Regions from separate parts of the Homo sapiens genome. Here region 1 is linked to region 2. The links are chromatin contacts, found by Hi-C in ENCODE. All regions are on one chromosome and are shown on one strand. Each heading gives the region's core, a stretch centred on a gene start or an enhancer-like site at or near the end of the contact. The rest is flanking DNA. Distances are from core to core; before and after follow the strand shown. Region 1 overlaps ZZEF1 (zinc finger ZZ-type and EF-hand domain containing 1). Region 2 holds the start of TRPV3 (transient receptor potential cation channel subfamily V member 3).

Region 1 (6,161 bases), core at 46-2,545, 520 kb before region 2:
TTGTCTTCGAGCCTGCCTGCTGGTTTGTGCAGGGCTGTCAAGGCCATCTGCCTGGAGCACTGATAGAGAAACAGTCTGCTGCATGTGGCTAGGTGTCTAGTGATAGAACCTTTCTTTCCCCTGGCTCATTTGTTATCATAGCTGGATGTTGAGACCTGGCAACAGGAACAGCCTGTGGTGTTACATACGTGGACGAAGGAATCTGCCCACAACTATGAAAATAATTGCCATGAGGTATCCGTCTTTGTTAGCCCAGGGGCAACCTATTTTGAAGTGGAATTCGATGACAGGTGTGAAACTGAAAAAAGGTAAGACTTCTATATTCTTTCACCCCCAAGCGCTAATAGGTCAGCAATGAGAGAAGGAAGCTAATAGAGGTTATGCCTTCACAGGTATGATTATCTGGAATTTACCGACGCTAGAGGTCGGAAAACACGCTATGACACAAAAGTTGGCACTGATAAATGGCCCAAGGTGAGTGATAGTCCCAGAAAGAGGTACCTACTTCTGCACCAATGCTTTTCCTTTTGTCAGCCTTCAGGGGGCAGTAGAGGTAAGGTCTTTGAAGGGAGGCATTTATGTTACACGTTTGTGAAAGGAAGGATTTATATCAGAGTTTGACCAGCTATAGTCTGTCACCTGTTTTGTAAACAAATTTTTTTGGAACACAGCCATGCCTGTTTATCATTTATAGCTGCTTTGGCACTGCAGTGGCAGAGTTGAGTAGTTGCAGCAGACAGCGTTGTCTAGAGTAAATGAAGAGCCTTCATCCTTAGCAAGAAGTGCTGGTGGGTCTAGGAGGATGGCCCAGACCATGTGATGGAAGCCAAGAGTCTGCCTCACAGTTAGAGCTGCTTGAGCTCTTGGGCTGGAGGTTTAGTACTGCCTCAGACTGTTGACCTTCTCTCCATGGTCAGTGGTCTTGGCAGGAGCAGAGGCATGGAAATGTGACCACTGGCTGAGTCGGTAGTGGACAGATGGTCACCCCAGGTGTAGAAAGCTGAGCAGCAGTATTCTGCCAACTCTCCTTCTTCATGGGGTGTGGCTGTGAATGGTCTGTTTCCGTCACCCCTTTGTACATTTCTCCGTTAGTCATTTTGGACATGTGGAAATAGAGATCAATTTTAAACTGAGATGTTTCTCGTCATGAAGAGCATGCTGATTTCTGAAGCACTCCTCCTCTAATCTGTCTGACCACATGATTTCTGTTTGTCTCTAGAAAGTGACCTTCAAGGCCGGTCCTCGGTTGCAGTTCCTCTTTCACTCTGACAGCAGTCACAACGAATGGGGCTACAAATTCACTGTCACTGCCTGTGGGCTGCCCGATGTTGCCGTGTCTTGGGGGCTGGATTTACAGCTCCTCGTCTCCCGGCTGATGGGACGCCTGGCTTCCCAGTGCATGGCGCTCAAGTCTGTGCGCCGTAAGTGCACATCCCTGTGCTTTCCCTTCTTACAACCACGGTGAAGTGCAAGATGCGCGCTTGCCCTCTTGTAGGTCGTTTCCACGTAATGGCAGGGGGTTAATAATACGCCTTTTCAGTTTCCTTTAAACCGAAAGAATAAAGTGTCCACTCAATACCATTGTCACGAAGCTTTTTGCCTTAGACTTTGGAACATAGCAGGAAGGCTGCCATGGGTTCTCTGTCTATGGAGGATAACAGCTTTTTTTTTTGGCAACATTGTCATTTTTTTGCAAGTAGGTGTAGGTATAGTCCAACCAAAAGGCAGGAGTATAGAATAAGTTGATTGCATATCCTTTAAATATGTGAATATTTATGTAAATATATGTAGATATGTGACTATGGATTTTGTTTTAAAGTGATTCATTCAGGGCTGAGCAAGGTGGCTCATGCTGGTAATCCCAGCACTTTAGGAGGCCAAGGTGGGAGGATTTCTTGATCCCAGGAGTTTGAAACCAGCCTGGGCAGCATAGTGAGATCCCTATCTTTACCAAAAAAAATGTAAAAATTAGCCAGGTGTGGTGGCATATGCCTTTTGTCTCAGCTACTTGGGAGGCTGAGGCAGGAGGATCACTTGAGCCCAGGAGTTAGAGGCTGCATGCAGTGAGCTGTGATCATACTGCTGCACTCCAGTCTGGGTAACAGAGAGAGACTCTTGTCTCTTAAAACAAAAGGAAAAAGATGTGTTCAGTATAATTGTTTATTTAATTCTTCCAGGGAACAAGAATTACAGAATAAAACTTTCTACTGTATTTTATTTCTTGATCATTTCTTGAGTTTTTCCAGTTTTAGAAGTAAAATATAGAAAAATTACATAGTGGAAAAAAACAAAGGAAAATAGAATCATCCTTAATCCTAACACTCAGAAGTAACTGATTTTTTTAATATTTCTCCAAGAAAGAAAGAAATAGCTATTAGCATTTTTATTTCCACCTATTCTTTTCTCTTTGCCTATTCTAAACACATCTATGCTGGATATTTATTATTTGCTACAGAATTAAGTTTACAAATTGTGAATGTTTTTCCATAATTAAATGTTCCTGAATGGCCTCGTGTTATATGCCAGAAATGGTTCATATCCTATTTTCAGCTTACTATAAACAGATTAGTCATTTCCAAGGTACCTTGTAACTGAAGTTGTTCCACAGAGCAGCAGTATTTCAGGACTTGGTGGTTTAGCTTAATCTGTGGTATGTGTTTACAAAGTATCACAATTACATTCTGGTATGTGGGTAAACTTTCTCTAAGTTTTAATAGTATCCATGGTTTTTTTTAACCTTTTCTTTCTCATTTCAAAGATTCTCAATATATTAAGGCAAAAATAGAACTGTCATATGTCTTCTTCTCTTTCTAGAGTTAGGAAGTAACATGGTAGTACCTCAGGCAAAAATGGCATTAGTCCTAAGCTCCCCACTGTGGAAACCTGTCTTCAGGCATCAGGTTTGTCCAGAGTTGGAATTAGAAGCAAGCTGGCCCACTCACCCACACCGGAATAGTAAGGAGGTATTTACTCTTCCGTTTTCTTTCTATTTAGACTGGAAACTGCCTGCAAGTATTTATTACTTTAAGTTATAAACACTTGTGTTTCTATCTTACTACCCGTATTAAGCAGTTAGCTCCTTGAGGCCAGAAACTATACCTTGTTAACTTGTTAACGCCACCGTGTCCCACAGGGGCCAGTGCGCAATAGGTGTTCAGAAATACTGAATGCGTGACTTGGGTGAAATGTAGGAGGTGCTCAGTAAATCTCTGTTGATGGAGTTATCAGGCAAACAATTGAGTGTACTTCTAGTGCCTACTGAGTCAAGCTTTAGAGCAATGATTTGTGCTATACCTTTTGTTCTCCTTAGAATTACAGCACATGATTTAGGTGTATAAGATTTTAAAAACTAAAAAGTTTGCCCTGTCTTTATTTTTCACCTCTCCTTCCCTCTATTTCTGTATTCTACTTTTCTTCCTTCCCCTCCCTGCCCTGCCCCACGTTATTCAGTAGTTAATTGCCAAATCCAGTGGCTCTTCCTCAGCTTCTGTTCTCCTTGCCTCTGTTAAATTTGGCTCCTTCAGACCCTCTCTTCTTTGGATCCATGCTAGTCCGCTGTCTTCTCTTACATCTGACTGCCCACTTGCCTCCTTCATTGACTTTTCATATTCCTCCTTCCCTAAAGGGTAGGCTTTATTCAGGCTTTCTTCCCTTCCCCACAGCCCACCAAGACTTCATCCTCTCCACTTTCTTCTCCTGTCAAACATTGTGGCCCTAATTCCTAATATCAGTCTCCAGGTCTGGTTTTCTCCCCGCTCCAAGTACCTGTTTCCATCTTCCTGTGAGGCATTTCCATTTAAATGTCCTGACTCCCCTTAACTCAGAAGTGTAAAACCAAAGACCGGTCACTTCTGTGGTGGTCAGTGTTCCCCAGGCCTGAAGCCACTGCTCCCTAGCATCCCCTGTCCTCACCTGTCTCCCCATTCCTGTCCAGTCAGCTTGCAGGTCCTGTGGATTCTTCCTCATGATGTTCATCTCTGTCCTTTCCTCTGTCTGCATCTTTATCCGGGCCCTCATTTGCACCTGCCTTATGACATTCGTACCTACCAAGTTTTTTTTATAATCACTGCATTATCTTGTCATTCCACTGCCAAGCACCATTAATGGCTCCCCATTGCCCACAGGGTGAAGTCTAACTCCTCAATGTGACAGTCAAGGCTCTCTGCAGTCTCCTTTCACCTTACCTATCTGACTCTAGTTCCCATCACTCCCCAGCTGAGACTTCAGGCCAGGTCAGTCTCCCCACTGACTCGTAACCTCTGCTAATGGTTATGTTCCTCAGAGCCAAATCTGCCAATCCTTCAGGGTCCAGGCCAAAGCCCATATCCTCCAGGAGGCTTTTCTTAATTACTTTAACCTACCAGGATCTCTCTCCTTTGAATTCTCAGCACTGGGTATCCCTTCTAGGCATTTGGCACTTGATAATCTTTTGCTTTACGGGAATGCTAGTTCTAATGCTTTTAATGTTTTATTTATGTTTATCTTTTTTTAACTCATATCTCTGTCTGGTCTTCCTAAAATAGATTTAAACTTCCGGAGAGTGTTCACTGTGTTTTATACTTCTGCTTTGGCCTAATAGTTTGCTCAATAAATTTTATTTTTTGAATGAATGTGTTAAATGTGATGGGTTTATTTTTTGTTTCCAGGTTAAGAACATTCCTGACGACCCCTGCCGCCATTTTCTTCTTGATTTTGCCCAGTCAGAGCCTGCTCAGAACTTCTGTGGGCCATATTCAGAACTTTTCAAAGGATTCATACAGGCATGTAGAAAACAGGCCCCAAAGACAGATATAGTTGCTGGTTCCACTATTGATCAAGCTGTGAACGCCACCTTTGCTGCTCTGGTGTATCGCACTCCAGATTTATATGAGAAGCTGCAAAAATATGGTAACTTTATTACAGGGAATATTTTTGATCTGAAGGCTAATTGCTAAGTTTTAAGAAAGCCTATCTTAAGTGAACATTTAAAATATTTTAAAATATAAACACATTTCTATAACTGTAAACATCATCTTGTTGGTTCTACTTTGCCTATTAAAAGATTCATGGCCACTTTATGGTTAGCAGATTATAATGTGTGGCACCTAACCTTGAGTTGCAAAATTAGCAGGTAAATTATCTTTATCCAGAATTCTCATGGAAAACTGCTGAGAAATTTAATGGAAAGAAACCTTAACTTGGGTCCTGGTCCCAGTGCAAAAACTCAAAAGTTGTGCAGCTTCAGGTTAATCAGACGACCTTTCTGCACCTCAGTTTCTTTATCTGTAAAATTGGTTTAAGGGTGATTCGCTCTAACATTCTAAGAAATTCCAATTAAAACCACAGATGTTTAAGTTCTTGAATGTAGTAATAACCAAGGAGGAAGCTGTAGGTATTAACTATTACCTTTAGCTAGCTTGCAGCGCCTTCGTAGCATCACCCCACTAGGCTTCCTTTGCTGATAACCTTCTCCTCACCATCTCTTTTCCTCATGTCTCTTAGGGATGCCATCTCTGTATTTACCCTGCTTCCCTGCCGCCTAGCAGGACCCACACGGAGGGAGAGTCTCTCTCTACCTTCATACTAATTCAGGGGAAAAGTGTTTCAAGCCCTACCTAGAGATAAGGCATGGGCTTCCTAACCGCCTGGCAGGGTATGTCTTCTCCACGCAGCGCAGGCGGGAGAAGCAAAAACAGAGCTTCCTTCCACTAGAGTGGGTAATTGACTGTTGCTCATTTTGTTTTGTTTTGTTTTACTTTTTGAGACGGAGTCTCACTCTGTCACCCAGCCTGGAGTGCAGTGGCGCGATCTTGACTCACCACAACCTCCACCTCCCGGGTTCAAGCGATTCTCCTTCCTCAGCCCCCCGAGTAGCTGGGATTACAGGCACCCATCAACACGCCCGGCTAATGTTTGTATTTTTAGTAGAGACGGGGTTTCGCCCTGTTGGCCAGGCTGGTCTTGAACTCCTGACCTCAGGTGATCTGCCTGCCTCAGCCTCCCAAAGTGCTGGGATTACAGACGTGAGTACCGCGCCCAGCCTCGTTTTGTTATTATTGATATTTTTATTCCTACCACCTTTATTGCTCATTTCTTTGGATCTCACATTGCAGAATTTATTTTCTGATTGTTAAAACATCTTGATTACATCCCCAAATCTTAATATCTCCTTTAAAAAGCTG
Region 2 (5,826 bases), core at 3,327-5,826:
GCTCGAGCGATCCTCCTGCCTTAGCCTCCTGAGTAGCTGGGTCTACAAGCGTGAGCCACCACGCCTGGCAATTTTTTTTTCCCCGTGCAGAGATGTGGTCTTGCTATGTTGCTCAGGCTGGTCTTGAACTCCTGGCCTCAAGCAGTCCTCCCGCCTTGGCCCCACAAAGTACTGGCATTGCGGTGCCAGCCACAGGGCTTGGCCAGCTTTATTTTTCGAGCAACTTTAGGTTCACAGCAAAATTGACACAAAAAATATATAGGAAGTTCTCATACACCTGCTGTGCCCACAACCTCCCCAGCTACTGCCATCCTGCCCCAGAGTGGTACATTGTTACAATCAGTGAGTTGACATTGATACATCATTATCATCCAAAGTCCAGCTCATGCCTGTAATCCCAGTACTTTGGGAGGCTGAGGCGGGCGGATCACCTGAGGTCAGGAGTTTGAGACCAGCCTGGCTAACACGGTGAAACCCCGTCTCTACTAAAAATACAAAAATTAGCCAGGTGTGGTGACGCACGTCTGTCACCCCAGCTACTCGGGAGGCTGAGGCAGGAGAATCACTTGAACCCGGGAGGCAGAGGTTGTGGTGAGCCGAGGTCATGTCACTTTACTCCAGTCAGGGCGACAGAGTGACTCCGTCTCAAAAAAAAAAAAAAAAGAAACCAAAATACAAAAAACAAAGTCCACTGGGGTCACTCTTGGGGTTATAGATTCCATGGGTTTTGACAAATGTATGACCTGCGTTTATCATTATAGTATCACACAGAGGAATTTTATTGCCTAAAAATCCTCCATCCTCCACCTATTAATCCGTCCCTCTCTCCAGCTCCTGGCAACACCGACCTTTTTTTTTTTTTGCGACGGAGTCTCGCTCTGTCACCCAGGCTGGAGTGCAGTGGTGTGATCTTGGCTCACTGCAAGCTCCATCTCCCAGGTTCATGCCATTCTCCTGCCTCAGCCTCCCGAGTAGCTGGGACTACAGGCACCCGCCACCACGCCTGGCTAATTTTTTGTATTTTTAGTAGAGACGGGGTTTCACTGTGTTAGCCAGGATGGTCTCGATCTCCTGACCTCGCGGTCCGCCCGCCTCGGCCTCCCAACGTGCTGAGATTACAGGCGTGAGCCACCGCGCCCGGCCAACACTGACCCTTTTTTTTTTTTTTTTTTTCTGAGACGGAGTTTTGCTCTGTCGCCCAGGCTGAAGTGCAGTGGTGCAATCACGGCTCACTGCAGCCTCGACCTCCTGGGCTCAAAGATCCTCCCACCTCAGCCTCCTGAGTAGCTGCGACTATAGGTGAGAGCCACCACGCCTGGCTCATTTTTGTATTTTTTGTAGGGATGGGGTTTCGTCATGTTGCCCAGGCCAGGTCTTGAGCTCCTGGCCTCAAGCAATCCACCTGCCTTGGCCTCCTCAAATACTGGGATTACAGATGTGAGCCACCGTGCCTGGCCAGCCACTGATCTTTTACTGCCTTTTCCAGCATGTCATGTAGTTGGCATCATCAATACAATACATAGCCTTTTCAGATTGATTTATTGTACTTAGTATTATGCATTAGAGTTTCCTCCAGGTCTTTTCGTGGCATGAGAGCTCATTTCTTTTATTGGAGGATAACATTCCATTCTCTTGGATGTAGCACTCTTTTTTTTTTTTTTTTTTTTTTTTTTTTTTGAGACGGAGTCTTGCTCTGTCGCCCAGCCTGGAGTGCAGCGGTACAACCTCGGCTCACTGCAAGCTCCGCCTCCCAGGTTCACGCCATTCTCCTGCCTCAGCCTCCCGAGTAGCTGGGACTACAGGCACCCACCACCATGCCCAGCAAATTTTTTTGTATTTTTTGTAGAGATGGGGTTTCGTCATGTTGCCCAGGCCAGGTCTTGAACTGCTGGCCTCAAGCAATCCACCTGCCTTCGCCTCCCAAAGTGCTGGGATTACAGGCGTGAGCCACCACGCCTGGCCGGATGTACCACTCTTTATCCATTCACCTACTGAAGGACATTTTGGTTGCTTCCAAGTTTTGGCAATTATAAGTAAAGTTGCTATAAATATCTATGGGCAATTTTTGTGTGGGCATAAGTTTTCAGCTTCTTTGAATAAACACCAAAGAGTGTGATTGCTGGATTGAATGGTAAGAGTATGTTTAGTTTTGTAAGAAACCACCAAAGTGTCTTTCAAAGTGGCTGCACCGTTTTACATTCCCACCAGTGATGGCCGAGAGTTCCTGTTGCTCCATGTCCTCACCAGCATTTGCTGGTGCTGTCAACATTTTGGATTTGGGCCATTCTAAAGAGTATGAAGTGGTCATTTTATCTTTTATCTTTTTTTCTGTTTCTCTCTGTGTGTGTGTGTGTGTTTAATTTAAACTTAATAGCATTGACCAATGTGTTGTATGCATTTACACTATAGCATGTTATATTTTTGTTCTGATCATATTCCTTTTCACTTTTCCATTCTTTTTCTTTTTTCTTTCTTTCTTTTTTTTTTTTTTTTTTGGAAACGGAGTCTCGCTCTGTTGCCCAGGCTGTACAGTGGTGCAGTCTCGGCTCACTGCAACCTCTGCCTCCTAGGTTCAAGCAATTCTCCTGCCTCAGCCTCCCGAATAGCTGGGACTACAGTGTGCAGCACCTCACCCCGCTAATTTTGTATTTTTAGTAGAGACGGGGTTTCACCATGTTGTGGCCTCTTCCCTCCTTCCAAGTCCAGGCAGATGCTCCCTCTTTCCCGAACTCATCCCCTACACCCCATCACAGGGACTTCCTCCCGCCTTGGGGGTCTCAGCCCATTTTGTCCTGATGACCCACATGGTGGGTCATGGTTCCTGCCTGAGCCTGTGTCCCCTGTGGCCCACGAGGGTGGACACGGCCTTCTCCAGTTCTGAATCCCTCGTTGTCCACCTGCGCCCTTGCCACGGCCTCTCCCGTGGGCTCTCACCATGTGCTGGGTTAAATGGGGTTGAATATAGACCATCTAAGGGGCTGAAGCTGCTGCTTCTGTGTGTTTGGGGTGGGATTAGGATGGGCTCGGGCTTCCTAAGTAGTGACTGTGACTCCACTGGGTGACCTGGCTCCTGCTGCCTCTCATAGCAGAGCGGGGGTCCCCTTCTTCCTTGCTGGGCACAGGGCACACCTCTGGGTGGGAGACAGGGGCCTTTTTCACCAGCTCCCACCTGCCCTCTGAGAAAAGTTATGAACACGAGCAAAATGGAAGCACTGACATTTGGCAGCAGCTTCCTCCCCAGGCGTCTGAGCCGCCAGAGGCAAACAGGGAGGGCGCGGGGCTGGGTCGGGAGAGGGTGAGTAAGCTAGTGGCCGGAGGCCGTGCTCAACCCCAGATCGGGCTTTTCCGGTCGAGTTTCAGGCACAGTCATGAGATTTCAGATTGTGAGTGGGAACTTCAGGACCCCCTGACTTCAACGGCAGAAGCGGTCTCCTGCTTCACCCACACCCTCAAGTCTGGTCTGCCCCTTACCGGCCATAGGTCCTGCTCTCCCGTGGCCTAGAAGCCTCACCTGCCTCCTGCCTCCTCCCCAGGCCAGGCAGGTTGTGATGATGAGGGATTGAGAGGCTCACAGCTGGGGATTTCCCTGCCCATCAGGCGCCAGCTGCGGCCGCGTCAGCAGAGACTTCCTGCTCTGTCCCAGCTGTGTCTTGTCCACATCTCGCCCCGGGGAGCAGGTGTGCAGTTCCTGAGTGACGCGAGACACACACGGCCATCCTGACTCACTCCACCCACTTCACAGCTGCAGCCTGGGCCAGGAGAGAGGGCACCGATTCCTTCTATGACGCCCTGGCCTTGGAGAAGGGCAACCTGGGCAGTTGCTGGGAGAATACATTGAGATGACAAAAGCAATCATAGCTAAGAGCTGACATTGTTTATTGAGTTCTTGCCGTGCCCTGGGCCTTGTTCTGGCCCTTTCTACTTGTACTTGTTGAAGCCCCACGATAACCTTGCAAAGTGGGTTTATGAAGCACGTTTCACAGATGAGGAGACTGAGGCTCGGAGAAATGACCTGCTAAGGTCATTCAGCCAGGAAGGGGTGAGGCTGACACTAAGGGCCATGATGCGTGACTGCTGGTGGACAGCATTAAATGGGGACTTCCGTCCCCGAGAGACCTGATCCCAGGAACCGACTTTTGAGAACAAGTGCCGAGTCTTGGGGCTGGCCACCCTGAGGTCAACCAGGCTAGGCCTGGGCTGCGGTCTTCCCTCCCAGGGGACAGAGCAGAGCGCTTGACTCTTCACTAGGCCCTCCCACCTCTGTGATCTCTTTGGCTCTTCACGGCTCCCTTGGAAAGTAGATGTTATCATTCCCATTTCCTAGTTGGAAAAATAGGCCTGAGATGGGCAGTCCCTGCCCAGCATGGAATGCCAGAGAGGGAGGAGTTGGACCCACAACTTCGATCTTGGCACCTGCGGCCTCCCCTGCCTTTTCTCCGGTGGGGATGAGGCTGCTGTGTGGGTGTGGGGGTGACTCACACGGGCCACGTGGGTGGGCGGGTGCTGCAGCTGTGGCTGGTGGGCGTGGCCTGCCTGGCGCCGAGGGCAGGTGGCTCAGCCAGTTCTGCCTCTGACGCCTCATTCCAGCCATCCCTCTGCCTGCAATGAGAGCTTCCCGCCGCCTCAGCCACAGTCCCACCCGGGGGCCTTGGGCCCCAGACATGCGGTGATCTCAGGGCAAGGGTTGCCACGACCACCCAGAACCTCACCAGGTGAGTCTTCTGTGCACAAGGCAGCTGGTGATCTCCAAGGCCCCTGGGGAGCCCAGAGCGTGGCCCTCAGAGGTCCTCTGGGCCATGTCTGCCCTTGGCCAATAGGCCTTGGGAGGAGGGTTGGAAGGAGCTTGGGCCCCAGCCAGGGGCCCACTCTTGGCTGTAGGGAGGCACTCTTGGCTGCACTCTTGGCTGTAGGGATGTGTGAGAATATAGGTCCTTACAGACTCAGGAACATTCCCCTGAGGTTTGGGAATCCTGGGGAGGGACATCTCAATCTCACCACTGCTGGGGGCAGAGGAGAGGCTCCTGCCTCCCGAGGCTGACCCAGGGAGGTGGCTTTCTGGGGCAGGATTGTGATGGGAGTTCAGGATGGGAGGAGGTGGCCCCACCGTGGGAGACAGACGGGGCCCAGGCATCTCACAGGTGCTGAGTCAGCAGCTGTGGCTCCGCGGCCTGGTCTGTCGCCCGGGAAAGGCCATTTCAATCAGTGTCAGGGATTGGGAGAGAGAGGGAGGGCCAGGGCAACAAGAGAGTCCAGCAGGTGAGAACGTGGGGTTTACGGGGTGACTCAGGGAGCTAATGATAGCTGCTGCGGCCCTAGTCCAGAGTTCCCTGAGCCTCTCCTGCCCCAGAGGCCCAGGGCAGGCCACATTCTCGGGCCCAGAGAAGAGAGAGAGCAACCAGCTCTCAGGGCCACAGAGTCCTTGGGGACCATTCAGCCCACTTCTCAGAAAGGAAACCAGAGGCCCTGGGAGGGGCAAGAGACGTGCCCTTCTTCTGTCTCCTTCACGCTCGGTGCATCCCAGCCTTTTAGTCCACCAAAGGCCACGTGGGGATGGGGAAAGCCATAGAGGCTGCCCATCCTCATCAGGCCGTGACTGGACACGGGAGGGCCGGGTGCCCAGGAGTCCCTCTCTGTGGGCTACTCCACCTGCCTGGCCTCAAGGTTGCCTACGCTCCAGGGCCAAAGCTCTCCCTCGCCGATGCCTCCTCCATCCTGAGCCTGCTCCCTTTGAGTTGGAGGGCGGGGGACTCTCTCCAGCCTGATGACACCTGGCTCCGGAAACTTCCTCCAGGAAGCTTTCCTATTGGGGTAGGATCACCAGTGGCC

The links. Hi-C counts contacts between places; a loop is a spot of excess contacts on that map. Pooled maps may share reads with other maps.
Region 1: a loop to region 2 is called in a map with no recorded cell type, with 13 times the contacts of the local background. The contact joins the enhancer-like site here to the promoter of TRPV3 in region 2. A Hi-C loop is called at or near these places in 2 of 37 single-sample maps with no recorded cell type and 2 of 50 pooled maps.

Annotation. Positions count from the first base shown.
Region 1 is chr17:4,069,410-4,075,570 of GRCh38, reverse strand. It overlaps ZZEF1 (zinc finger ZZ-type and EF-hand domain containing 1), which reads left to right. Exons shown (of 55, transcript NM_015113.4): 22 at 142-308; 23 at 393-474; 24 at 1,220-1,421; 25 at 2,815-2,963; 26 at 4,647-4,887. Among named protein-coding and RNA genes, the nearest start is that of ZZEF1, 71 kb to the left of the region's middle. Within about 2 kb of position 1,295, at least 8 of the 41 ENCODE cell types and tissues checked have a DNase peak (open chromatin) inside an H3K27ac peak, as active enhancers do.
Region 2 is chr17:3,556,562-3,562,387 of GRCh38, reverse strand. TRPV3 (transient receptor potential cation channel subfamily V member 3) reads left to right here and starts at 4,576. Exons shown (of 18, transcript NM_145068.4): 1 at 4,576-4,712. RefSeq lists enhancers at 2,745-3,559, 3,468-3,697, 3,728-3,777, 3,858-3,917, 3,560-4,376 and 2 more and a silencer at 5,558-5,617.